Regions from separate parts of the Homo sapiens genome. Here region 1 is linked to region 2. A link is a loop called in an ENCODE intact Hi-C map of the cell type or tissue named here. Cell type or tissue: breast epithelium. All regions are shown on one strand. Each heading gives the region's core, and the rest is flanking DNA. Links, peaks and the distances in the headings are about the cores only. Region 1 holds the start of SMTNL1 (smoothelin like 1). Region 2 holds the start of SERPING1 (serpin family G member 1).

Region 1 (11,278 bases), core at 1,386-9,385, 61 kb after region 2:
GAACCCGGGAGGCAGAGGTTGCAGTGACCTGAGATCGCACTATTGCACTCCAGCCTGGGCGACAGATCAAGACTCCATCTCAAAAAAAAAAAAAAAATGGGGGGAGGACAAGGAGGCAGATTTCAGCTCCAGATAATCCTTCTAATGACTGAAGTTGTGCAATGGCAAGCATAAGCCTCTTATTTTATCCAGCACCTGCCAGGGACCAGGCACTGGGCTAAAGTGCTTTGCACTTGTTACTCATTGAAGCCTGAGAATAATCCTACGAGGTAGATACAATTGCTATGCCCACTTCACAGATGAGAAGAGGTTCAGTGACATGGCCAAGGTCACACAGCTGGTACATGGCAGAACCATTGTCCCAACTCGGGCTTTCTGATCATGCTTTTTGGATGACTGGCACCATGGAAACATGTTCAGCTGAAAGATAAGGAGCTCCTGTGAAGTGTCAGGGATGCCACAGGGCAGACTTCAGCCATGGCATGGGAAGTGGACCAGGTATCCTTCGTGCTCCTTTCTGCCTCTGGTTTTTTGTTGTTGCTGTTGTTGTTGTTTTGAGAGGGAGTCTTGCTCTGTCGCCCAGGCTGCAGTGCAATGGCGCAATCTCGGCTCACTGCAACCTCCACCTCCTGGGTTCAAGTAATTATCCTGCCTCAGCCTCCCGAGTAGATGGGATTACAGGTGCCCACCACCACGCTCAGCTAATTTTTGTATTTTTGGTAGAGACAGGGTTTCACCATGTTGGCCAGGCTGGTCTCGAACTCATGACCTCAGGTAATCCACCCACCTCAGCCTCCAAGAGTGCCGGGATTACAGGCGTGAGCCACTGCAGCCGACCATGCCTCTGGCTTCTTTTGTTTCCTGGGCTCTGCCCTGGGATAGGAAGCTGAATGCCAGGAATCCTCGAATATCTTGAAATCAGGTGCTGGGGGAACCCAGACTGAGTTGATGGTGGACGCTGAGGGAAGCAGGAGGTAGGGGGAATTGGAGCTGGAGCCCCAGAGTTTGACATTACCTGGCTGAAGGACTGGTCTGTCCGGAAGCTACACAGTCTGGACCCAGCCCATCTGGAGGAAAGTGAAAGGAGGGAGGGAAGCTGGGGCTATCCATGGCATGCTTCTTGCGCCCCTCCCCCAGGTGGCCTCTGCAGCATCCCATGGGCTCTGGGCTCTCACTCACCTGTGCTGAGGTTGTGCCCCTCCCCAGTGGGGCTCTCAGGCCACTCCTCTGGGGAGCTGGGAATCACCCCTGCCCCTCCCTCTGGCTCTTTTTCCACGTCCTGCTCCTGCTCTTCGCTGGGACTGCCTGGCTCCTGGAATGAGCATGATCTGCGTGAGCTCATGGTCACACAGCACCTGCCCTGGCTTCATGAGGACTTCAGAAAGTTCTGAAAGGCAGCCTGGGACTACGGTGCTGCACTCCTTGTCCCCCCTCCCCCACCCTGGGCTCTGGAAATCATCAGGAGGAAAACTGGACTTTCCCAACTGACTGAAGCAGAGGGGGCTTGCTTCCAGAAGCAGGAGACGACAGAGCCTCCTTGCTCCTTTCCTGCCTCACTCACTGCCTCCTCTGCATCCTCCGCCTCCTCTTTTGCATCAGCCTCCTCTTTTGCACCATGTTTGGCCTCCTCTTTCCCATCGGGCTCCTTGGGTTCAGCCTTAGCCTCATCCTCCACAACAGCCTTCTGCGATTCAGCCTTGGCCTCTTCATCAGTAGCCTTCTCCTTGGGTTCAGTGCTGCACTCTTTCCTCTGGCCTGTCTCCTCCTGAGAGGCTGTCTTGGCGTCCTCCTCCTCAACTGTTGCCTTAGGTTCAGGCTTGTCTCTGTCATTGGCATCGGCTTTCTGCCCAGATTCAGGTTTGGCCTCTTTCTCCTCAGCCTTCTGCTTCTCAGAGGCCAGCGTGCTCTCCTTTTCCTCAGCCTCTTTGGGTTCAGATTTGGTCTCTTCTTTCCTGCCAGTCATCTCCTGAGAACCCACAGTGGTCTCTTCCTTCTCACCATCCTCCTTTTTAAGTTCAGCCTCAGCATCCTCTTTCCCACCAGCCTCCCTCTGAGATTCCACTTTGACCTCATCTAATCCATTTGCTTCCCCCTGGAGTTCTGCTGACATGCCGTCCTCGGCTGGTGCCTTTTCCTGCTTTCCTGACTCAGTGGGAGGCCCCTCATTGATGGCCTTTCCAGCTGTGCCTTTGGTCTCCTCTGCAGGGGCTCCACCTCCTGACATCTCAGGGTTGTCCGCAGCTGGGGAGACGGTGGTCCCATCCTCAGAGAGCTTCCCTTCCTTCTGCTCCATCTCTGGAAAGAGAAGACAAGCAGACCTGGTCATGCCCCAGCCCAGCATGAGGTGAAGACCCCACCCTCAGAGAGCTCTGGCCTGGGAGTCAGGAAGTCCGTGGTTCAGTCTTGGCTCCTACTTGGACATGGGGCCCAATCACGAAGGAGAGAGAAGTGCTTCCCCAAAGCTGGGATGGTTGGGCTACATTGACATGACGTTGGATGGTGTTCACCTGATGCCCCTCGGTAGGTTCTGGCTTTGGCTTTAAAGAACATTGAATCACATAATGCCTTTTCAGTCATGTTGCCTCTTTTTGATTAAGCCACTGAGGTGGTCACAATTTTATTGTATTATTTATTTTTTGAGACAAGGTCTCGCTCTGTCATCCAGGCTGGAGTGCAGGAGCACAATCTCAGGTCACTGCAACCTCTGCCTCCTGGGGTCAGGTGATCCTCCAACCTCAGCCTCCTGAGTAGCTGGGACTACAGGTGCTTACCACCACACCTGGCTAATTTTTGTGTGTGTGTGTGTGTGTGTGTGTGTGTGTTTTTTTTTTGTAGAGATGGGGTTTTGCCATGTTGCCCAGGCTGGTCTCAAACTCCTGAGCTCAAGCAATCCACCTGCCTCGGCCTCCCAAGGTTCTGGGATTGCAGGCATGAGCAGTGCCTGGTCACAGTTTTATACTGGCATCCTAGAACACCTATGGAACAATTGCTACTCTCCCCTGAGAGCCTAGGCAAGCAGAAGTATCTAGATAGAATTGAATAACACCATTTTGTTTCCATTGTATTTATTTTTACAGTTACTTTCTATCTCTGGTAAGTGATACTGAGTTTCCATTTCCAACAGTGATACAGTGTCTTTTAAAAATACATTTACTGAACTTAAAAATAAGTTGATTCAAAGGAAGTAATTCAGGAAACTGGAATATAGGCAGTGCAGATGTAGCAAAATTATAGAGGTGGTGTATAAAAATGGCTGAAATTTGGGAACCCCAGGGCCAACTGGTCTCTGGAGCTTTGCCAGCTCTACCAGCCTGTGGTTTTTGGAAAAGGTGGGCCTGGGCAAGGAAGCGTTTCCTTGAGTGAAGAATGGAGCCGTACTCTCCCTGGCCTCTGCTGAGCAATCTGACTCTCCAACTGCCCCCGGGAGCATGGGGGTAGATTATGACATCTTAACTCGGAGTTTCCTATTTAAGTACTGTATATACTGGAGGATCTACAAAAACAGGTGTGTGGGGGCCCCGGGTTAGCTCCTTCATGCTCCTGCCCTTTTTGGGGGGTGTAGTTACAAAGAAAACAATCCCCAAATAGGGCTCAGGGCATGACTCAGGCAGTAAGAAAAGTGGACACTCCTGTCACACACTAAAAATACCCCCTGCCCTTGGCAGTACCATCTTTCTCAGTGATAGTACCGAGGGCACCTGGGTAATTGGGCAGAGGACAGGAGGCAAGAAGACAGGGATAGGGCTTTTTTCCCACCACCCACTGGGGTCTTACCCAGAGTCCTGGGGTTCCTGAATTCGATGCCCTCACTATTTCCTAAAAGTAGGCTGGGATTTGTAAAGATGCTCACACTGTCCTCTGATTCCTGCTAGAGCCCCTTCCTGGTTCAGCGGCTCCAGCAATGTCTTAAAGTAAGAGGGAAGATGACGCCGGGCATGGTGGATCACACCTGTAATCCCAGCACTTTGGGAGCCCGTAGCGGGCAGATCACAAGGTCAGGAGTTCAAGACCAGCCTGGCCAATATGGTGAAACCCCATCTCTACTACAAATACAAAAATTAGCTGGGTGTGGTGGCAGACGCCTGTAATCCCAGCTACTTGGGAGGCTGAGGCAGGAGAATTGCTTGAACCCGGGAGGTGGAGGTTGCAGTGAGCCGAGATCGCGTCACTGCACTCCAGCCTGGGCAACAAAGCGAGACTCCGTCTCAAAAAAAAAAAAAGAGGGAAGATGAGCCAGGGGGATGGACGCACATCAGCAGAGATGCCGGGAGGTGTGAAGTTGTGGAGCTGGCTGTGACCTGCATCTTCCAGTCCCCACTGAGACCTGAGCAAGTAGTTTTCCCTCTCTGGGCCTCAGTTTCAACTGACAATGATGGGGTTCATCTGGATCAGGTTCTCCACATTGTGTTCTGTGGAAAACTAGGGTCTCCCGTGACATGGATAGGGTTTTCTGTGGGGTTGGGAGAAAGGATATTCTCTGGCTAAGGTTGCTCCACAAAAAAGCCTACTCTTTACCCTCTTAGAGATATACAGTTTCAGCCAGGCGCAGTGGCTCATGCCTATAATCTTAGCATTTTGGGAAGCCTAGGTGGGAGGATTACTTCGGCCCAAGAGTTCAAGACCAGCCTAGGCAACATATTAAATTCTGTCTCTATAGTAAGGAAAATAAAATTAAACAAAACAAAACAAAACAAAAACAGATATATAACTTCATTAGCATTTAAATAGATTTTAGAAACCAGATAGTCAAGAAACCTAAACCTTGCTTAAACTTCATTTAACTCACTTTTTTCCAAACCTATTTGACCATGACTTTTTTTTTTCCTCCCTTTGTTTTCTTTTCTTTTTGCTTTGATTTTCCCTGAGGAGCATCTACCACTCTCTCTAGCAGCAGAAGAAAGCATGGCAAATGCTGGTCTAACACAATCCCTTCCCCTCTTTCTCTCTGCTCTTGTTTGGAAGGTGACATGGACTAGCAGTGAAAATCATTGATTCTGGTGTCTTCCTGTGATGGGATCTCAGCTCCCATGGGTTACTAATTGTGTTAACCTTGAGCAAGCTATCCATCCTCTCTGTGTTTTGATTTCTGCAGACAACAATAGGTCCCATCCCATAGGGATGGTGGAGGATTAAGAAAGCCCATGCTTAGAAAATATCTGGAGCCAGACGTGGCGGCACATGCCTGTGGTCCCAGCCACTCAAGAGGCTGAGGCAGGAGGATCACCTGAGGCCAGGAGGTCAAGCAGTGCACTATAATGATGCCTATGAATAGCCACTACACTCCAGCCTGGGCAACAAAGTGAGACCTCAGCTCTTAAAAAAACAAAACAAAACAGGATTCAGAGGCATGCTTGGCATGAATGAGTACTCAGCACCCATCAGCTCGTATGATGTGGGTTGGCTGTGCCCAGCCCTGTGCCAGGGCAAGGTCCTGACCCAGCCTTGAGGGCATTTATCAGTGAGTCAAGGCAGAGAGAACTGAATGCCAGTAGGATGATAACAAGCCCTTTTTATACCTCAAAGTATGACACTATTTGGCTAAGACATAGCTGAGTGCTCCAGTCATCTTTTATTTTTAAGAGACAGGGTCTTACTCTGTTGCCCAGGCTGGAGTGCAGTGGCTCAATCATAGCTCACTGTGACCTCTACCTCCTGGACTCAACGGATCTTCCCACCTCAGCCTCCTGAGGAGCTGTGACCACAGATGTGCACCATCACACCTGGCTAATTTTTTGTTTTTTATTTTTTTTATAGAGATGGGGTCTCGCTATGTTTCCCAGGCTGGTCTCAAACTCTTGGCCTCAAGTGAACCTCCTGCCTCGGCCTCCTAAAGTGCTGAGTTTATAGGTATGAGCCACTGAGACTGGCCGCTCTAACCATCTTTCCTTCTGCCTACACGCTGCATACTTAGGGTGGTGGAGGGGAAGGGTAGGTGCACGCACACGGACACACACCTCGGCTATCCTGCGTGTTTATCACCTCAGCTTTCCACCCTCCAGGCTTGTCACAAATAGAAAAGGAGTGAAGATGCTCAGAATGCTGAGAAACCAGGACGCCACCACCCACCCCCAGCATTCACAGCCCTACAGCAGTTTACAGCTTATGCTGCGGAGGCCCTGCTTTCTCTTGGTCATTTCTTGCTCCGACCCTTCAGAATAGGTTATTGGCCCCATTAGGGAGCCAATGGGGATTTCAGGCTCAGGGAGTTGAAGTCCCTTGACTAAAGTTATAGGACAAGTGGCCTGGCTCTCTATCTAGAATCCAAGTATCCCAACTTCCACTCCAGAGCTCACATCAAATATATGCTCCCACTAGCTCCGCAGCCCAGTGTCCCTACAAAGGCCCTGGCCCAGAGTGGGGGCACCCCACCAGTTGGGAAGGGCAGTCAGATTCAGCCGAGGAGTTCCTCCCTCTTTCTTCTAGGTGCACAGTAGGCCCTTCATGAAAGTTTCTCTGCCCCCACCTTCCTTTCTTATTCTCTCCTTTCCTTCCTCCTTCCTTCCCCAGGAAGTCTCCAAACCATCCCTGTTTTGTGTCCAAAGCAGCACTGCAGATATCTCCCCTCCCTCTCTCTTCCTGTTTCTTCTGGCAGACCAGGAGGAAAGGGACCCAGGAGCCCAAGATCCAAACTCCCAGTAGTATAAACACTGGATGTTCTGTGGTGCGTCTGCCACCCACTGCAGCCTCATCTGTCATCTGGTTGTCCTAAGGCTTCCACCTTCCCCACTCAGCCAGGGGCCCTCCCTTGGAGAGGCCGACCTCAATTGCTTAGACTAGGGGTATCCAATCTTTTGGCTTCCTTGAGCCACACTGGTAGAAGTAGAAGTGTCTTGGGCCACATGTAAAATACGTTAACACTAACGATAGTGGATGAGCTAAAACAAAAATTGCAAAAAAAAAAAAAATCTCATAATGTTTTAAGAAAGTTTATGAATTCATGTTGGGCTACATTCAAAGCCATCCTGGGCCACAGGTAGCCTGTGGGCTGGACAGGCTTGGCTTAGACAGTCTACCCCCCAACCCAGTTTGACTCTTGAGACTCCCAAGGTCCCCTCCCCTGCTCTGTGGCCTCCTCGTGGATGGCCACTTGCAGTCTGCTCTGTAGGTGCTCTGGTGCAGGGCTGAGACCCCAGGCATCTAAAGAGAGTAGACATTGTGGTGGAGAGAATTAGAAAGGAGCCTGGATTTCTCCAAATGGGGGGCCCTCCTGGGAGGCTCTGGCCCTTGGACAGTGGGAGTGAGAATTGGCAGATGGGGAGGGACCCTTAGAAAGGGTGCCAGGGCTTCTCCTACCTGTGGGGCTTCTGCCTGTGGCTTGGGAGCTGTCTCTTTGCTCCAGCTGAGTGGCCTCACTCCCAGGCTGCCTTTAAGCCCCAGTGGCCTCTAGCCCCCAGCTCTTTGGTCCCGCCTCCCCCCTTCCTCTCCCTCTTCCACCCCACCCCCACTTCAAGAGTCTTGGGCTGCCTGAAGAGCATTGTTTACTGGCCTGTTGGTACAACACTTTACCCTAGACTGGGAGGCTCGGATTTCCCGTGGAAGATCTGACAGGTGGCACCTTTCAATCACGGCACGTCCCTTCCGCCCTGAGCCTGGCAGCATCCGTCCTGTGGTCATCTTTCTCCCCAGTGGACTCTCCTAACCCTAGGGACCTTGACAACCATCTTCAGGACTCATTTAGAGCATGGCCCTGGCCTCCACTGCTCATCCAGAGCCCAGGCGAGGCCTCTTGTGCTCCCTTCACACCCACCCCGCCACGTTCCTTACATAGCCCCTTTCCCTCGTCCTCAGACAAAAGCAGCTGCTTAAGGCTGGGCTAAGGAGGGGGCGAGTAGGGCAGCTGCCAACACAGGGGATGTGTCTTGGGGCTCACAGTTGACTGAGAGATTTGGAGGGGGAGGGGCAGAGAGGGCAAAAGTGATGGGACAAGCTGACGGATCACTGGACGGAGCCTGGAAAATACAAAACTCCTGAGTTCTATTTTGAGCTGAAGTGACAGGTACACAGTAGGCTCTGAACACATTTTTATACTGAACTGACATTTTGCTAAGAAAAAAACAAAACAAGCCTGGGCATGGTGGCTCATGCCTGTAATCCCAGCACTTTGGGCAGCCGAGGCGGGTGGATTGCTTGAAGCCAGGAGTTCAAGAACAGCATGGTCAACAGGGTGAAACCCTGTCTCTACTACAAATACAAAAATTGGCCGGGCTTGGTGGCGCATGCCTGTAATCTCAGCTACTTGGGAGGCTGAGGCACGAGAACTGCTTGAACCTGGGAGGCAGAGGTTGCAGCAAGTCACTGCACTCCAGCTTGGGTGACAGAGACTCCATCTCAAAAAAAAGTCTTCACTTTCTCTGTGTGTTTTACAATCTAAGAAAGGCACTACTTTTGGAGAATGGGTGCAGAGGACACTCCCACGAAGCTTGGGATCCCCCCCAGTCCTCCTACCCCAAGCCCCACCACTGGGCCACACTGGCCTCCTTCCTATTCCTTAAATAAATCCATCCCTTTTCAGACTCAGGACTGGTTTTTCCTTCTACTCTTTGTAAGACTGCCTCCCTCTCATTCTTCTGGACTTAGCTGAAATTTCATTCCCTCAGAGAGGTTTTCCATGACCTTCAATTCCTCTCCCTCATTTCAGCAGTTTTTATTGTCCTCATAATACTAAATCTAAAATTACCTTATTCATTTCCTTATTATCTGACTCTCTCACTAGGCTTTAAGCTCCATGAGGGCAGGGATTTTATCTACCATACTCATGGCTGTATGCCTAGATCCCAGCAGAATTGCCTGGCTCATATTAGGTACTTGATAAATACATACTGAATGAAATAACTAATTAATTAACAGAAATATGACAGGAACTTGGAGGTCTTGCCCGGGATGATCTGAAAGAGAGATCTTTCTGTGCATCTAGGTTTGGGTACTAGTCATGAAATAGTCCAATATTAATGGTTGCCAGCCGGCTCTAGTAATACTTGAAACCCGGCTGGGATTATAGGCATGAGCCACCATGCCCAGAGTATTTTGCTCTTTTCAATATCTAATGACAGTAGGATAAGAGAAATGAATTTAAACAAAAAACCAGCAAGCCAGAGAGAGATGTGGAAAAACTCGCCAATCTTGGGCAGATATACTCTGGATGGATGCTGTTTTGAGAATAAAGTGAAGAAGCATGGATAGAAGTGGGGAGAGCAGTCAGGAGACAAACTCAGTGACCCTGGTGCAGGATGGTGGTGGCTTGGACCACAGTATCAGCCATGGAGGTAAGAAGAAGTGATGGGAAACAGTAATAGTGCAGACAGTGATTAAGCCAGGGCCAGCTTTTTCTTCAAGTGAATAGAATGACGTAAGCCATTTCATCACAAGGGAGGTTACAGGAAACCTCTGTTTTTGTATTCTCTGCACCTCTCATGAGTGGTCAGGGCCCACTTGAAGTGATTCTAGATGAAAACTCTGCATCTCTTCTTCTGGGGCTGGGGTCCCACCCAAGAGGACAATACTGACCCACGATGAATGACAAATATACAACTCACCTTTGCAAGGTTGGGAAGGGGTAGAATGCAGGGTAGAATGAGGAGCCAGAGTTTCAGCATGGTGTTGACAGAGATCAGTAGCTTTGGATGACATATCTGGAGTCTAAGGATATCTTCAAAGTCTGAGGCTATCTAAACTGTCTTCTACAAGAAGCAATTCAACTGGGACCATTGGAGATTCCTACCTGTAGGTCTCCACATAGAGGAAAGACACAGTCTCATAGTAAATAATCATAATAACAATAGCATCATCATCAATAAGAGCAATGGTTTTCCAGAGGCTGAGCAGCTGGGGAGATGGAGAGTTGCTGTTCAATGGGTATACAATTTCAGTTATGCAAGATGAATAAGTTCTAGAAATCTGTGTACAATATGGTACATATAGTTAACAATACTATTTTGTGCACTTAAAAATTTGTTGGCCGGGCGCGGTGTATAAAGCACTTTGGGAGGCCAAGGCAGGTGGATCATGAGGTCAGGAGACTGAGACCATCCTGGCCAACATGGTGAAACCCCATCTCTACTAAAAACACAAAAATTAGCTGGGTGTGGTGGCATGCGCCTGTAGTCCCAGCTACTTGGGAGGCTGAGTCAGGAGAATCCCTTGAACCTGGGAGGCAGAGGCTGTAGTGAGCGGAGATCGTGCCACTATCCTCCAGTCTGGTGACAGAGCGAGACTCCGTTTAAAAAAATTTTTTTTGTTAAGCAGGGCCCAGTGCAGTGACTCATGCCTGTAATGCCAGTGCTTTGGGAGGCTGAGGCAGGAGGATCGCTTGAGGCCAGGAGTTTGAAACCAGCCTGGACAACATAGCAAGACCCTATCTCTACAAAAAATTTTAAAAACCACTCAGGCATGGTGGCTTGCGCCTGTAGTCCTAGCTATTCAGGAGGCTGAGATGGGAGGATTGCTTGAGCCCAGGAGTTTAAGCTAACAGTGAGCTATGATTGGGTCTCTGCACTCCAGGCTGAGCGACAGAGACCCTGTCTCAAGGAAAAAATAAATAAATAAAAGGGCTTTATCTGTTAGAGATAAAAATAGATGAAGAAAATATGGACAAATGTTAACAATTCCTAAGTCCTGGTGATGAATATATGGAAGCTCAATGTCCTGTTCTCTCTGCTTTTCTGTATGTTTTAAATATTCCATCTGGGCATGGGGTGGCTCATGCCTGTAATCCCAGCACTTTGAGAGGCCAAGACAGGAGGATTGTTTGAGCCCAGGAGTTTGAAACCAGCCTGGGAAACATGATGAGACCCTATCTCTTAAAAAAAAAAATTAGCCAGGCATGGTGGCTCATGCCTCTAGTTCCAGCTACTTAGGAGGCTGAGGTAAGAGGATTGCTTAAGCCAAGGAGTTCACGATTGCAGTGAGCACTGATCATACCATTGCACTCAAGCCTGGGTGACAAGGCAAGATCCTGCCTCAAAAATCCTAAGTAAAAATAAAAATAAATTTGCCCCAGTGAAAGTTTAAAAATGAAAAAGAATGAAAACAATGATTTATTTTTATTGAGCATCTACCATGGACTAGGTACTTTACTTACACAATCTTTTATATAAATATTTTTCTTTCTTTCTTTATGGCCAGCTCTTACTCATACTTGTATAATCTTATTTGTTTTCTTTTTTGTAGAGATTTTTAAAACTTTTTATTTAGAAATAATTATAGTTTCACAGGAAGTTGCATTAATAGTACAGAGAGGTCCTGTACGCCCTTTACCAACTTCCACTAAAGGTTAAATCTA
Region 2 (11,278 bases), core at 537-8,536:
AAAAAAAAAGATATTTTCCCAGGCTTTGCTGATGCCTAAGTACAACATAAGACCAAGAACCTTGCTTGGCACAGCTCCAGTGTGCAGCTAGATGGGGATAGAAGCCCTAATATTGAATGCTGTTACGTATTTTTCACCAACCTAGCAAGACAGCGGATAAAGCTGACTTACAGCTTTGTAAGTAATAAATAAATGCAACATTTCTTGAACACCTCTGAGCCATGTTTTTCCCACATCTGAAAGAGGGTGTTTTTCAGATGATGGGGTGATAGGTGAGTTTTTAAAATTTAAATTAAATTTTTTTTTTTTTAGAGACAGGGTCCTACTCTGTTACCCAACCTAGAGTACAGAGGCATAAACATAGCTCACTCTAACTTCGAATTCCTTGGCTCAAGCAATCCTCCCGTCTCAGTCCTTCATAGCTGGAACTACAGACACGTACCACACCCGGATAATTTTTAAAATTTTTTGTAGAGATGAGGTCTGTCTATGTTGCCCAGAGGCTAGTCTCGAAATTCTAGCCTCAAGCAATCCTCCTACCTCAGCCTCTCAGTGTTGGAATTACAGGCACACTGAGCCAGACCTAAGTATTGTTTTTACAGTTTAAAAAAAAACAAAAAACAAAAAAAACAGCTTAAAAAAAAGTTTTCCTTTTTTTTTTAAAAAGGGAGGTGGGTAGATTAGTTCAATGGTTATCAAACATTTTAAAGCAGCAGAACTGCTTTCAAACAAAGGCATGTCTGAAGCCCACAATATAAAATGGACCCTGGCTGAGGCTGGGTGGGGAGCTCAGAGCCCAGCTGGTCCGTTTCCCTCTCACAGGAAGTGGTGAACCCTTCCCCACTGCTCAGGCTCCCCACACCCCACTCCCACCATGACTCCAGAAACAGCTTTGCAAAGTCCTAGGGCTCCGAGGAACAAAGTCTGAAAACAACTACATTGGATCGTTTTGTAAGTTTATTATTAGTATTATCATTATTACCTACTTAATAACATAATACATGTAAATGATAACAAATTCACATAACACAAAAATTAAAAGAATTAGAGTCCCAAGACTCCTTTGACCCAAAAATGAGCAAAAAAATTTTTTGTCTATTTTATGTCTATAGCTCTCTAGCCCTCTAGCCCTATATATTAATGAATGCATATGGGTATTCTTCTTTTTTTTTTTTTTTTTGAGACAGAGTCTCGGTCTGTCACCCAGGCTGGAATGCAGTGGTGCGATCTCAGCTGACTGCAACCTCTGTCTCCCAGGTTGAAGTTATTCTCCTGCTGGGACTACAGGCGCGTGCCACCACACCTGGCTAATTTTTGTATTTTTAACAGAGACAGGGTTTCCTGGTGTTGGCCAGGCTGGTCTTGAACTCCTGACCTCAAGTGATCCGCCCACCTCAGCCTCCCAAAGTGCTGGGATTACAGGTGTGAGACACCGCGCCTGGCCCGCCCGCCCCATTTTTTTTTTTTTTTTTTGAGATGGTGTCTCGCTCTGTTGCCCAGGCTGGAGTGCAGTGGCGCAATCTCGGCTCACTGCAAGCTCCGCCTCCCGGGTTCATGCCATTCTCCTGCCTCAGCCTCCCAAGTAGTTGGGACCACAGGCGCCTGCCACCATGCCCGGCTAAGTTTTGTATTTTTTTGGCAGAGACAGGGTTTCATCTTGTTAGCCAGGATGGTCTTGATCTTCTGACCTCGTGGTCCGCCCGCCTCAGCCTCCCAAAGTGCTGGGATTACAGGCATGAGCCACCGCGCCCGGCCTTTTTTTTTTGAGACAGAGTCTTGCTCTGTCATCCAGGCTGGAGTGCAGTGGCGCGATCTCGGCTCACTGCAGCCTCTGCCTCCCAGGTTCAAGCGATTCTCCTGCCTCAGCCTCCTGAGTAGCTGGGATTACAGGTGCACACCACCATGCCAGGGTAATTTCTTGTATTTTCAGTAGAGACGGAGTTTCACTATGTTAGTTAGCCAGACTGGTCTCGAACTCCTGACCTTGTGAATCGCCTGCCTCGGCCTGCCAAAGTGTTGCGATTACAGGCGTGAGTCACCGCGCCTGGCCTTTTTTCTTTCTTCCTTTTTTTTTTTTTGAGACAGAGTTTTGCTGTTTCACTCAGGCTGGAGTGAAGTGGCATGATCTCAGCTCACTGCAACCTTCACTCTCTTGGGTTCAAGCGATTCTCCTGCCTCAGCCTCCTGAGTAGTTGGGATTATAGGCGCCTGCCACCATGCCAGGCTAATTTTTGTGTTTTTAATAGAGACAGGGTTTTGCCATGTTGGCCAGGCTGGTCTTGAACTCCTGACCTCAGGTGTTCCACCCACCTCAGCCTCCCAAAGTGCTGGGATTACAGGTGTGAGCCACCATGCCCAGCCGTACCCCCAACTTTTTTTTTTTTAATGGAGACAGGTTTCGCCATGCTGCCCAGGCTGGTCTTGAAGGCCTTGGCCTCCCAAAGTCCTAGCATACCTTCAACTCCTTGAACTTACAGATGAGAGCCACCATGCCCGGCCCGGCTTTCTCCTTCTTTGTTTTTTTTTTTGTTTTTGTTTTGTTTTTGTTTTTTTTTTTGAGACGGAGTCTTGCTCTGTCGCCCAGGCTGGAGTGCAGTGGCGTCATCTCGGCTCACTGCAACCTCCGCCTCCCAGGTTCAAGCAATTCTCCTGCCTCAGCCTCCTGAATAGCTGGGATTACAGGTGCCCGCCACCATGCCCAGCTAATTTTTGTATTTTTAGTAGAGACAGGGTTTCACCATGTTGGTCAGGCTGGTCTCGAACCCCTGACCTCGTGATCCACCTGCCTCGGCCTCCCAAAGTGCTGGGATTACAGGTGTGAGCCACCACGCCCAGCCTGGCTTTCTGCTTCTTAATCTTTTGAGGTAGATAGCATCATCACTATTTTACTGTACCTGCCCGGTTATTTTTATTCTAAAGCAGTTGATGAATGCCAGAGACTTGTCTAAGGTCTCATTAGAAGAACAGTCTAGTTCCTGGAGTGACCTAATGCTCCTGCCAAGGTCTTCACCTGCTCTGCAGTCCATCCCTGATACTGTAGCTCCAACATTCCCTCTGTCCTTTCTTTCCCCAGCGCTGGGTCCCCCTTCAGAGTCCTCTCAGGACCCTCCTCTGCAGACACTGCCCATTCCTGGGCACTCACCTGGGCTGTGGAAGATCTGAGAGACTGAGGTGACACCTTTGGTCGTGAAGCCCTTCAGGGCCTGGTGGACACAGGTGAAGTCCTTGGGGTAAGAGAGGATGCTCTCCAGGTTTGTTTTGGTGTTCTCCCCAGCCCCTGCAACAAAGGGCAGAGATGAAAGATACTTGCAGGATGAGTCGGGGGCCTTCCTTGGGAATGAGGGTTGGGGACCAGGCTGGAATGGAGGGTATTCCCTGCTTTGGAGGGGATCACAGATCATCTGAGCTGGAAGTGTTCTCTCAATCTCTCTTTTTTTTTTTTTTTTTTTTTTTTTTGAGACAGAGTCTTGCTTTGTTGCCCAGGCTGGAATGCAGTGGTGCAATCTCAGCTCACTTGAATCTCCAGGTTCAAGCAATCCTCCCACCTCTGCCTCCCAAGTAGCTGGGACAATAAGCATGCATCACTATGCCTGGCTAATTTTTGCATTTTTAGTAGAGATGGGGTTTCAACATGTTGGCCAGGCTGGTCTTGAACTCCTGCCTTGGCCTCCCAAAGTGCCAGGATTATAGGTGTGAGTCACCGTGCCCAGCCAAGAAAGATTCTGTAGCCTTTTTAGAATTCTCTCTGGGGAGTAATAGCTCTGTCCCCACTGCTTGTAGTAATTTGTTTGTGCCATTCCTAGGGTAATTACCAAATGGGACTTGACAGTAATCCCTCAAGATGGCAGAGGATTTACATTTTTTTGACCTCCCACTAAGTCAGACACTAGGCTGCTTCTTTTTTTTTTTTGAGACAGAGTCTTGCTCAGTCTTCCCAGGCTGGAGTGCAGTGGCATGATTTCGGCTCACTGCAACCTCTGCCTCCCGTGTTCAAGTGATTCTCCTGCCTCAGCCTCCTGAGTAGCTGGGGTTACAGGTGTGCACCACCATGCCTAGCTAATTTCTTTTTATTTTTAGTAGAGACGGGGTTTCACCATGTTAGTCAGGCTGGTCTCGAACTCCTGACCTCGTGATCTGCCCGCCTCGGCCTCCTAAAATGCTGGGATTACAGGTGTGAACCACCGCATCCGGCCTGGCTTTCTGCTTCTTAATCTTTTGAGGTAGATAGCATCATCACTATTTTACACAAGAGGACTCAAGGCTCAGAGAGGTTAAAGTGATCTGCCCAAGGTCACAGAGCTAGAAGGCAGTACTAACCACATCTACTCTAGGTCTATCTCTGATAATTTTTTTTTTTTTTTGAGACAGAGTCTCGCTCTGTCACCCAGACTGTAGTGCAATGGTGCGGTCTCGGCTCACTGCAACCTCCACCTCCTGGGTTCAAGCGATTCTCCTGCCTCAGCTGCCCAAGTAGCTGGGATTACAGGCATGCACCACCACTCCCTGATAATTTTTGTATTTTTAGTAGAGACAGGGTTTCACCATGTTGGCCAGGCTGGTCTTGAACTCCTGACCTCAGGTGATCCACCCGCCTTGGCCTCCCAAAGTGCTGGGATTACAGGCGTGAGCCACTGCGCCTAATTTCATCTTTCTTATCACCTCTCCTTGCCATGAAACATGGTTAGTGGCTGCGACCTTATTTTATATGTTCTTGTATAGTCACAGAGTTTTACAAGCAATCGTGCCTATTACATCACTGTGAAATGATGGAATGTTCAAGAATGAAAAGATACATCCCTCTACCCCACCCCCAATATATAATAGCCCATTTTTACAGCTTCTTCCCAGAGGCATGGCTTTGTAAGTGTCTGGATTGGTGACTCTTATGGGAGTGTCCAACAAATGACCTGGAGAGAATTCAAGCAGGGTCTTACCGAGCAGGACCTGGGTAAGGAGGCTGGCGATGCTGAATGGGGAAAAGGCCATGTTGGTCTCCACCTTCTTCATTGCTGAGAAGGCGTGGTAGAGCTTCAGGGAGAAATCTACCAAAGCATCCCCCAACACGGCCTCTGTTGAATGACTCTCCAAGTCAGAGCAGAGAGTAACAGGTCCTGGGCAGAAGGACCCAGTAGTGGGCTGGGTAGGAGAATCTGTTGGGAGCTGGGTAGTTGGTTGGGTGGGTTGGATGGTGGGTTGGGTGGTGGGCTCTGTGGTGGGTTGTGTGGTGGGTTCATCAGTGGTATTAGCTGTTATTTTGGTGGCTGAATTGGTTGTTGAGTTGGTTGTCGGCAAGCTGGAAACCTCCAGGATGGGTTCAACGAATAGCATCTTGGAGATAACTGTTGTTGCGACCTTCCCTTCGCCTCTGTCTTGCAAACTCTCTGGATCCTGGGAGCTGGAGCTGGTAGCATTTGGATTTGAGGAGGCTCTATCCTGTGGTTCAAGAAACTGAGTTTCATTTTTTTCTTACTACGAGGCACAGTCCTCTAAAATACTCAAAGCAGGAAGAGAAGGTGTGGATGTGGAAAATGTCCTGTACAAGAGAGTAATTTCTGACAGTGCGGCAGATGAGCAATCTGTCTTAGAACCACCACCACTAATTCCTCAGAGAAGGGGCAATACAGGGTGAGGGTGGGGGTGCACAGGAATGTGCTCTGCAGAAGATGAGGGATAGTCAGGGACTCTGTAATCTCTGACCAATTACTGCCCTGTAGGAAGTTGTTTTCCAAACAGTGAAGCTGAGTGTTGTCATTTATCTATGTTCTTGCAATTTCCTGTAAATATCTACCTGTTTGACTCACTTGCTTGGCTAGTACAGACATTTGAACTTGTGCTCCTTGATTTAGAACAGTAAATTTTTAAACTGTGGGTTGCAACCCATTAGTGGGTGTGGAAAAACAGTACACATTAGGAAGGGAACGAAGAAAGGGAAGGAGGAAAGAAGGGAGGCAGGAAGGGAGGGAGAGAGAAGTAGTATAGGCCAGCGGCTCTGAAACAATTTTGACTCCCAGGGGATATTTGGCAATGTCCAGAGACATTTTTGGTTGTCACAGGGAGACAGCAGGGAAGATGCTACCGGAATCTAGTGCGTAGAGGCTAGAGATATACTGCAAAACATCCTAAAATGCGCAGGGTAGCCCCTCAGCAATGAATTATCCAGCCCCAATGTCAACAGATCCTCCACTGAGAAACCACGCATTAGCTCCATTTCACAGGTAGAGAAACTCATACCGACACATATTAACTAGTCCAGGGTCTCACAGAAATGGGAGAAACAGCTAGGGGTCAAAACAAGGTCTCTGATTCCAAACTCCCTGCTCATAACTACATCATCTGCTGAGTATGTGATACCAACTTGCGCGTGCACACACACACACACGCACATACACACACCCCTACCTACCTTTCTCCTGGGATCCTGCACTTCTTAGCCTTATTTCTAGTCCATGACCTCCCAGACCACTGGGACCTCTCACTGCTATTGACCCCCACCCAGACCCACGTATGTTTGCTACCATTCTTCCCTGTCTTCACAGGCCCTAGCCTGGGACCACCGTCTGTGTCACAGCAGCCAAACCTCTCCTCCCCACAGCTCTTTTCTACAACAAACTCTTGCTTTGATATCACAAAATGCTTCCCATCTCCTTGCCCTATGTGATCCTCCTGCCAAGCCTGCTTGGTGGACAGGGTGGGATCTGTTTATTCAACATTTTATAAATCAGGAGGAGTAGGCTGAGAAAAGTGACGTCCTCAGGACCACGCTGCGCAGCTCCTACATGGCCCGCCAAGATTAGAACTTGCATCTGTCTGAGTCCTGAGCTCTTTCCACCATCTACGAGTGCGTGTGCAAGGATCACACTCAATGATCCCAAGAGGAGCTCTCCTCATTCCCCGGAGCCTGAAGGGTTAATCCTCAGCCACCGCCCGCACCCCGCACCATCCCGCCTCCCGTCTCCACCCCCGTCCCCCATCCCACAAGGGACCACATACCCCAGCCAGCAGCAGCAGCAGGAGGGTCAGCAGGGTCAGCCTGGAGGCCATCTGGGCGGCGACGTCAGCGGACCTGCGGAGCCAGCCAGCCTCGGAGCCAGCTCCCACCCTGGGAGCCCAGGGGCCCCCACCCCGCCCGGGGCCCGCCCCCATTCCGTCTCAGGCCCCAGTCCCTCTTAGCGAATTCCCTCCTCCTCCCTCCTGGGGCCACCTTCTCCCTGGCTCCTCCCTCTGTTTTGTTTTCCCCAAACCGCTTCCCTTTCCCGGCACCGGCTGGCCCTTCCTCTCCCCGTGGGCCCGGGTCTCTGTCCATCTGTTCAGTCGGAGGGGAGGTGGTGGGAGGGGGAGGGGGTCCTGCTTTAACCAAACAATGAGGCCAGAGGCGTGGGGGAGGGGAGGTCCTGGGGGGCTGAGCACAACAGGCCTGAGGCGGGAGGGGCTGGGGTAGGAGGAGGCAGAAGTCCCAGGTGGAAGCAAGCCTATAGAGACCCCCGAGATCAAGGCGGGCAGGAAGGCGGGGGTGAGGAGACCCCCTCCCTAGACCTCTTCACTCCATGCTTTCCACCCTACTCCCCACCCCTGCCCAGCACCAAACCTACTCCAAACTTCTGGTCACCAGGCAGCTCCAGTGCAGACTGAGTAGAGAGTCCCCCAGGGTCAGGGAGGGTGGGGTGCGGGGGGGGCAGTCTTAGCTATTGGCTGGCCCGGGACACTGCCCAGTTACAAATTAAGGAAGATTGATCGCTGGTGTGAGTTCCTGTAAATCAGGATGGGACGGAATGGGACTGACCGCTTGGTCTTCTTTGTGGGCCAGGCCAGGAATTTAGCCCAAATCCCCTGGTAGGTGGGGTGAACGGGGAAGCTTGGGTGCAGTTCTCAGCTTTACACAACCAAAGCTTCCCCCGCGTCTTCATGAGTAACAATAAAAACAGCATGTACACAAAATGTGCTCCGCAGTTTTTAAAGGAATGAACTTTTTGGAAATTGCTCACCTCCGTTATTCCTCAAAGTAACCCTTTGTGCCCCATTGTACCCATTTGATAGTTAAGATACTGAGCCTTAGAGCAGTGAAATGTCGGGCCCTGATCACCCTCATTTGGAGAAGTATTCTGAAGCCTAATCCCTGCTCCCATCTCCCCTGTGCCCTGTAGGTGTTCTGCCATTTTTGCTCGTAGAGACCCATAATCAGTAGTTCTTTGTATAACAGACAACGGATGTGAGGCACCCAGCTCAACAAGCATTCAACCTAATTAAAAAAAAAAAAAAAAAAAAAGCTAGCCGGGCACGGTGGCTCACGCCTGTAATCCCAGCACTTTGGGAGGCCGAGGTGGGTGGATCACTTGAGGTCAGGAGTTTGAGACCACTCTGGCCAATATGGGGAAACCCCGTTTCCGCTAAAAGTACAAAAATTAGCTGGGCAGTGCAGGCGCGCACATGTAGTCCCAGCTACTAGGGAGGCTGAGGCACAATCACTTGAATCTGGGAGGCAGAGGTTGCAGTGAGCTGAAATTGCACCACTGCACTCCAGCCTGGGTGACAGAGCAAGACTGTCTCAAAAAACAAATAACTAACTAAATAAATATTTAAAAACTTGAAAGCTGGGGTGTATGTGTTTGCGACTAGGGCTCCACAATAGACCTGGCTGGCTGTGTGAGCCAGCAAGTTGCTTTCCCCCTTGACGTCTGGCTGTCCTCGAAATCTGGCTGTCCTCGACATCTAGCTGTCCTCTCAGCATTGCCAGATAAAACACACGAAGTAGGCAGGCCTGGGGGTTCATACCTGTAATCCCAGCCTTTTAGGAGACTGAGGCAGGAGGATCCCTTGAGCCCAGGAGTTCAAGGCTGCAGTTAGCATTGATCATGCCACTGCACTCCAGCCTGGGCAACAGAGTAAGACACTTGCTGTCTCTAAAAAAAAAAAAAAAAACTTACATTGGGATATACTTATGGTAAAAATGCTTACATTGGAATATACTTATGGTAAAATAAATTTTGTTGTCATTGTTGTGTATCTGAAATTCAAATATAATTGGCATTTTGTATTTTTGCTAAATCTGATAACTCTGCCTCATCTGCAAAACAAACAGGTTGTCTCTGATGACCTAATATAGCTATCATGTTCTATCGTCATCTCACTGCAGGCCTATCCTCTGGCTGTGTTTGGAGCATTCAGGAAAGTTTGCTGCTAGCACCAGAACTGCTACTCTAAGGGACTGACCAAGGACAGAAACAGGAGAATATTTGTGTGTCTCCTCGGGGGTCCTTGGACAAGACCCAGAAAGAGTCTTCCCCAGCTTTGTGCTTTATTCTCTGAAGCCACTTGGGAACCTCCTAAACCATGGGAAAGTTATATAACATCAGAGCCATCGTTTGAACAGCTGCACACAAAACAACGTTTCTCCATCCCCAGTGCTCAAGCTGGTGGGCTCAAAGGGACTATGAGCTTGTGGATTCTGGGAAATGGGTCAGCCAAAGGAAAAGAAGGTGGTGGAAAGCAACCTAATTCACTGAGTGCTCACCATGCATTTACATTCATCCTCTCACTAATTCTCATCACCTATGAAGTAGGTGCTATATTAATCCCATCTTAAACAAGTTAAAATGAGGCTCAGAGAAATTAATTGATCTACCTAATATCACAAAGCCAGTAAGTGACAGAGCCAGGATGTGGACCAGGTCTGTTTGACCCAACAGTTCTTTATTAACCCTTACAAATTATTGACACACACCAGGGGCTAACCTGAAGCAGACAGCAAAGGGAATATTCTGGGTACAGCTGCAAGAGTACGATGCTTTGTGGGCCAAAGTTCCAGGGTGAAAAAGCCCCAGTGGAGAGGTTTTCCCAGCTTGTGGGTCTACCTCCTTCAGCCATCTATAATAGCTCTCTGGCCAAAGCCATTCCTGCACTCTGCACATTTAAATGATGTCTGCTTTGTGAAGTCTCCCCTGCCTGCTGAAGCTGGAGCTGAAACTGACTTAATCAGGATGTTTGCGGAATTTCTCCCTAGTGTGGATGTTGAGATATTCAATCAGTGTAAGGTTGTGAATTCAGTTCTCTTCCCACTGGGAGCAGGTCTAGGATTTCTCTGTAACAAGGACCTTTCCTTCTGGTGACTGAGGAGAGTTGAACCCACAGAATCCCTCTTCCCTCATGTTGTAGGTGCACATGGCTTCTCTCGCCTGTGAATTTCCTGATGTTGAATGAGGTACAAGTTCTCACTAAAGCTCTTCCTGTACTCAGAGCATTTTTATCAGGTTTTTTCCTAGTTGAGTCCTCTAATACTGAAGGTACAAGTTGCTGTAGCTGAACTCTCTCACATTATAGAGTGTGAAAAACTAAACACCTTTAGTTTTCCTTCTTAAGAGAAATTTTTCGGCTGGGCATGGTGGCTCATGCCTGTAATCCAGCACTTTGGGAGGCTGAGGTGGGCAGATCACTTGAGGTCAGGAGTTCGAGGTCAACCTGGCCAACATAGCAAAACCCCATCTCTACTAAAAATACAAAAATTAGCCAGGCATGCTGGTGCACGACTGTAGTACCAGCTACTTGGGAGGCTGAGGTGGGGGGATTGCTTGAACCCAGGAGGTGGAGGTTGCAGTGGGCCGAGATTGCGCCACTGCACTCCAGCCTGGGCAACAGAGTGAGACTGTCTCAAAAAAAAAGAAAAGAAAAGAAAAAAAGAAAAATTATCCAAAACTTGGAAACAGGGCAAAAGAATTCTGAGAAATCAGGGTCACTCCGTTCTTGGGACACAGAAAATGGTTGGAGGGACTATTTTCTCAACTCTCCCACAGATAGTACACAACTAGCACCACTCTAGTTTCAGAGGAGAGAAGTTGATTGATTATCAACAAATAATGCGCTGGGCAAATTAGGGCTCAGTCCTTTCTTTGGAATCTTGGTTGAGAAATGCTATTCTAGAGGAATAGAATTTTCTCTTTCTTATTTTTCTAGATTAGGGCTCAGAGTCTGTAATGTCAGATGTTGACCTGTCAAAAATGGATAAGATGCAAAGGGTTTTTGTCTGGTAGAGATGTGAATGAGATGATAATGATAACCCCAAAGGTAATGGTCTTGATGCAGGGCAGGTGAGCCCCAAAGTGGGGCTTAGCTGGTAAGCGTTCTTAGCTTTGCCCAGGAAAGAATTCAAGGGCAAGCCGGAGGTAGAAGAAAACAGTTTTTTTGAAGAGGCAGTGTTACAGCTCAGTGACTGCTCCTGCAAAGGAGGGGTACTCTGTAGGCAGAGAGTAGCAGTAGCTCAGGGCAGTTTTGCAGTCATATTTATACC

Evidence for each region. A loop is a pair of places that touch in the nucleus more often than their neighbours do. Peaks named below come from ENCODE experiments on the same cell type or tissue, not always from the same donor. Only the 100,000 strongest peaks of a DNase experiment are listed, where the experiment ranks them.
Region 1: it touches region 2 in a loop (16-fold over the local background); 2 of 110 quality-filtered maps call a loop at or near these places.

The regions. Positions count from the first base shown.
Region 1 is chr11:57,533,658-57,544,935 of GRCh38, reverse strand. It overlaps SMTNL1 (smoothelin like 1), which reads right to left and starts at 7,341. Exons shown (of 8, transcript NM_001105565.3): 1 at 7,294-7,341; 2 at 1,562-2,295; 3 at 1,180-1,312; 4 at 1,016-1,067. The coding sequence starts at 2,293. RefSeq lists an enhancer at 643-1,533. In breast epithelium, for the core only: no CTCF peak of the experiment used is centred there; no DNase peak of the experiment used is centred there.
Region 2 is chr11:57,594,034-57,605,311 of GRCh38, reverse strand. SERPING1 (serpin family G member 1) reads right to left here and starts at 7,627. Exons shown (of 8, transcript NM_000062.3): 1 at 7,590-7,627; 2 at 6,991-7,063; 3 at 4,935-5,433; 4 at 3,143-3,277. The coding sequence starts at 7,041. In breast epithelium, for the core only: no CTCF peak of the experiment used is centred there; DNase peaks (open chromatin) are centred at 6,763, 7,151 and 7,661; H3K4me3 peaks cover 3,485 bases; H3K27ac peaks cover 4,810 bases.